Linked DNA regions of Homo sapiens: region 1 is linked to region 2. A link is a loop called in an ENCODE intact Hi-C map of the cell type or tissue named here. Cell type or tissue: Panc1. All regions are shown on one strand.

Evidence for each region. Peaks named below come from ENCODE experiments on the same cell type or tissue, not always from the same donor. Only the 100,000 strongest peaks of a DNase experiment are listed, where the experiment ranks them.
Region 1: a loop joins it to region 2, with 7 times the contacts of the local background. A loop is called at or near these places in 1 of 110 quality-filtered maps.

The regions. Positions count from the first base shown.
Region 1 is chr17:29,958,372-29,960,871 of GRCh38, reverse strand. The region is part of intron 3 of EFCAB5 (EF-hand calcium binding domain 5); the gene reads right to left. Among named protein-coding and RNA genes, the nearest start is that of EFCAB5, 18 kb to the right of the region's middle. In Panc1, no CTCF peak of the experiment used is centred here; a DNase peak (open chromatin) is centred at 1,345.
Region 2 is chr17:30,524,050-30,526,549 of GRCh38, reverse strand. GOSR1 (golgi SNAP receptor complex member 1) reads right to left here. Exons shown (of 9, transcript NM_001007025.2): 9 at 1-2,500. Among named protein-coding and RNA genes, the nearest start is that of GOSR1, 48 kb to the right of the region's middle. In Panc1, no CTCF peak of the experiment used is centred here; no DNase peak of the experiment used is centred here.

The DNA of each region.
Region 1 (2,500 bases), 570 kb after region 2:
ATAATAATAATAATCAATAATAGTAATATAGTTTAATTTTTTAAGGTAAACCTAGAACTACATATGACCCAGAAATCCCACTTCTATGTATATATCCAAAAAAATTGAAAGCAGGGGCCCAGATACTTGCACATCAGTGTTCATGGCAGCAGTATACATAATCAGTAAAAGTGGAAACAACTCAAGCATCCATTCACAGATGAATGGGTAAACAAAATGAGGTATAGATGTACAATGAAATATCATTCACCCATTGAAAAAATGAAATTTTGGGGGTAGGGGAAGGAGAGCATCAGGATAAATAGCTAATGCATGTGGGGCTTAATACCTAGGTGACGGGTTGATAGGTGCACCAAACAACCATGGCACATGTTTACCTATGTAACAAACCTGCACATCCTGCACATGTATCCCAGAACTTAAAATAAAATATTTCAAAAAATGAAATTTTGAGAGAGGCAGAGCAAGATGGCCTAACAGAACCCTCCAGTGATCATCCCCCTCACAGGAACACCACATTGAACCACTATCCACACAAGAAAGCACCTTCATAAGAACCAAAAATCAGGTGACTGATCACAATACCTGGTTTTAATATCATATCAAGGAAAGAGGCACTGAGAATAGGAAAGACAGTCTTGAAATGCGTATACCACCCCTCCTCCATCCCCCAGCAGTGGCCTCACAGTACAGAGACAGAATATGATGCTTGGGGCAGGGAGAGCACAGTGACTGTGGGATTTTGCATTGTCACGCAGTGTTGCCCTGTCACAGTGGAAAGCAACATGGGGTAGAATTCAGCTGGTGCCCACAGAGGGAGCATTTAGACCAGCCCTGGCCAGAGGGGAATTTTCCATCCCAGCAGTCAGTACCTGAGTTCCAGCTAGCCCACCACTGAGGGCTAAAGTGCTCTGGGGTTCTAAATAAACTTGAAAGGAAATCTAGGCTATAAGGACTGTAGTTCCTGGGCAAGTCTTGGTGCTGTACTGGGCTCAAAGCCAGTGGACTTGGGGTGTACATGACCTAGTGAGACACCAGCTAGGGCAGCCAAGGGAGTGGTTGTGTCACCCCTCCCCCAACTCCAGACAGTGCAGCTCGTAGCTTCGGCAGAGACTCCTTCCAATTAAGGAAAGGAGAAAGGACAGTAAAGAGGGCTTTGTCTTGCAACTTGGATACCAGCTCTGCTACAGTAAAATAAAGTACCAAGCAGAGTCCTGGAGTCCCCATGCTAGGCCCTGCCTCCCAGATGACAATTTTAGACACATCCTGGGCCAGAAGGGAATCTACTCTCTTGAAGGAAAGGACCCAGTAGGATTCATCACCTGATGACTAAAGTGCCCATGGGCCTTGAATAAACATCAGTGGTAGCCAGGCAGTACTCACTGCCTTGGGTGAGACCCAGTGCCGTGCAGGCTTCAGGTATGACCCAGTACATTCCCAGCTGTGGTGGTCATGGAAAAGACTCCTTCTGCTTGAAGAAAAAAGAGGGAAGAGTAAAAAGCATATTGTCTTGCAACTTGGGTGCCTGCTAAGCTACAGTAAAATGAAACACCAAGTAGATTTCTAAATGTATCAACTCTAGGCTCTAGTTCCTGGACAGCATTTCTAGACTCACTCTGGGCCAGAAAGGAACTCGTTGCCCTGAAGGGAAAGACACAGGCTGAATTTACTAGCTGCTGACTAAAGAGCCCTTGGGCCTTGAATAAACATCAGCAGTAGCCAGACAATAGTTACCAAAGGCCTTGGGTGAGACTCAGTACTGTGCCGGCTTCAGGTTGGACCTGGCACAGTCCCAGTGATGGTGGCCACAGCGGGGCTTGTGTCACTCTTCCCATAAGTCCAGGCAGCTCAGCACAGAGAGAGAGACAGACTCCATTTTGGCAGGGGGTTGGGGAGATGTAAGGGAAGAGAACAAGAGTCTCTGCCTGGTAATCCCGGGAATTCTCCTGGATCTTACCCAAGACAACCAAGGCAGTACCTCTACAAGGCTTCAAGATTCACAGTGTTAGTGGGTTTGGGGTGCCCTCTAATGCAGATATGGCTGCAGTGACTGAAGGCTTAGATCACAACACTCAATTCCCTTTGAATACTTAGAAAGCATTCCCAAGAAGGATGGGTACAAACAAGCCCAGACTGTGAAGACCACAGTAAGTACCTAACTCTTCAATGCCCAGACATCAATGAACATCCACAAACATCATGACCTTATCAAACAAAGTAAGAGAACACAGTGACCAATCCCAGAGTCACAGAGATATCTGACCTTTCAGACAGAGAATTCAAAATAGCTGTTTTGAGGAAGCTCAATGAAATTCAAGATAGCACAGAGAAGGAATTCAGAATTGTATCAGATAAATTTAACAAACAGATTGAAATATCTTTTAAAAATCAAGCAGAAATTCTGGAGCTGAAAAATTCAATTAATGTACTGAAGAATGTATGATGTTCCCTCAGTTGCAGTATTGATCAAGCAGAAGAATTAGTGAGCTTGAAGACAGGC
Region 2 (2,500 bases):
CAGGGTGGGAATGGATGCAAATACCTTGATATTAAAGTGAGCTCTCAGGTATCTTTTAATTTTTTTTGCAGAGACAGAGTCTTGCTACATTGCCCAGGCTGGTCTCAAACTCCTGGCCTCAAACGATCCGCCTGCCTTGGTCTCCCAAAGTGCTAAGATTACAGGCGTGAGCCACTGCACCCAGCCCTATTGTCATGGTTTTTCATATTTTTTCAGTGAAATGAAAAGTTTTGAGTGGTTACTTAAAAGGACCAAAAAGGAAAGATTCATTATAATAAGACAATAGTTGAGGGGGCATAACTTCCCCTAAGAGGTAACATTTGGATCCAGAAGTAGAAAATTCCTTCTGACCTCCTGGCTGTGACTAGCATTAACAAGTAACTAACTGTTAGCCTCTGAATCTGGTAACTGGTCCGTAAGGAGGACAGCAAAAAAGGAGAGAAAGCCAAGGTGGTTAAACAAAAAAGTTAAATGACATGGAGCTGAAAGAGCTCAAATCCCTTCATGGGATCCCCACGGAGCCCCTTCCTGTGGACACACACCTCTCTTCCCTTGCTGGAGGTTTCTTTCTGCAAAGAAACCCTAAGAGGAAAAAGCACTGGCCTAGCTGTCTACATGTGGCCCTGGGTCACCTTAGTATAGGCTGCAGCACGGAGAGGTTAGTCAGACCTATCTGACACCAACATCCATACCAAGCCTTTTAACTTCCTTGGAAGAACTGGTTTATTTTCATAAAGAAAATAACCAACATAATTCCATTACTTCACATAAGCAAAACCCTAATGGAAAGGCCCATCAGCCATCAACAGGGTTTGCTTGGCTGCAGTGAGCTAGACTAGCTTGTGTCCCAGTTCACTCTCACACAATCAGCTTTAATGAATGCACAAAAGAATCAGACCAGTAAAAAAGACTGGTAGTATAATTAAATAAATAACTTTATTTATGATACTTCAGATTTTATAAATGCCAACTACATAGCAAAGTCCCATAAATTTTAACCGAGACACAACCACCAATCAAGGCCCTTTGAAAAATCAAAGATAATAAAGTGTCAAGGGAGAAAAGTTTTGTTCTCCCAACAGAGAATTTAATCAATGAACTTACTTCTCTGATCATTTAAGGTTCACAATGGGAAAACTTCTTTTCTTTTAAGGGTACCCTGAATCAATTAACAGTCAATCAACCCACATTTAGAAAAATAAACCCCATAGTTAAGAAAAATATATCAAATGCCCTTCACACCCATAATGTAACAAAACTTTGACACCAGAATGAAAAACTTCTCAGTCTCTGTACCAAACCAGGTGTTAGTCCACCCATGAGCAAGTTCGCCTGAATAACAGCATCTATACACCATGATGTAGCTGAGAACTACAGCTGATATCCTTTTATTGCCTGTGGCTCGGACTGAAGCCAATACTATAAATACCACAGTGAATTCCAATGGTGAAGAGCAGCAGTGTAGATGTTGGAAGTCTACAAACCAGGCTGTAGTTCAGTAAGACAAGTCATGAATTTACAGAAACTAAGAAATGGTTAACTCGAAAAGAATTCTGGTGGCTGGCTTAAAATCTGTCACTGTCCAGGGATGGTAACAGAAGACAGGTGCAGAGAGAGACAGATTCTGCCACATGCACCCTCAACAGTGAAACCATTCTCTGGATGTTTGGAAATGCTTAACAGATTTGGAATGAACAGATTTTCACAGAACTCAGGATTCCTGGTACATCAGGCAGTAGTCCTTAAACTTTTGCCCATACGTTGTGGAGCATTTACAAAAGCAATTCTCTGGACAGTGAGCCCTCAATGCCTTTTTATATGTGGCTTCTTGAATAGATCACATTAGAAATTGAGCAGTCCCCTTCCTCAGCTACCAGTGTCAATGCTGGTATGAGGAGGAGCAGTGGGGGCACTGACAGACACTGGTGATTCGTTTCTTTTATCATAGTGGAACTGAGATTTCATTTCTTTTCAGTAGAAAATATTAATCCAAGGGAAGAATTAAAAAAAAAATGGAAACAATGACTGGTGCCTTAAATATAAGACTGTCATTCTTGATGTTTTTCCAGCAATACAGTTAACCCCAGTGTACTTGTAATTTAAAAGAAAAAGACAGTTTTACAGTGATCTCCATTTCAGACAACCTCAAACATGCTGAAGCTGGTCCATCAGCATCTCAAAGAATCTATGAAAAACAGAATTTTCCCCAAATATCAACAGAGTTGAGGAGACAGAGTAGAAATCTATAGCACAGATCATCAAGAAAGAACTTGTGATTTCTCATTATGAGTGTAAAATAAGAGGACAAGAATTATTATTATATTATTTTTTTTTTAATTGATCATTCTTGGGTGTTTCTCGCAGAGGGGGATTTGGCAGGGTCATAGGACAATAGTGGAGGGAAGGTCAGCAGATCAACAAGTGAACAAAGGTCTCTGGTTTTCCTAGGCAGAGGACCCTGCCGCCTTCCGCAGTGTTTGTGTCCCTGGGTACTTGAGAT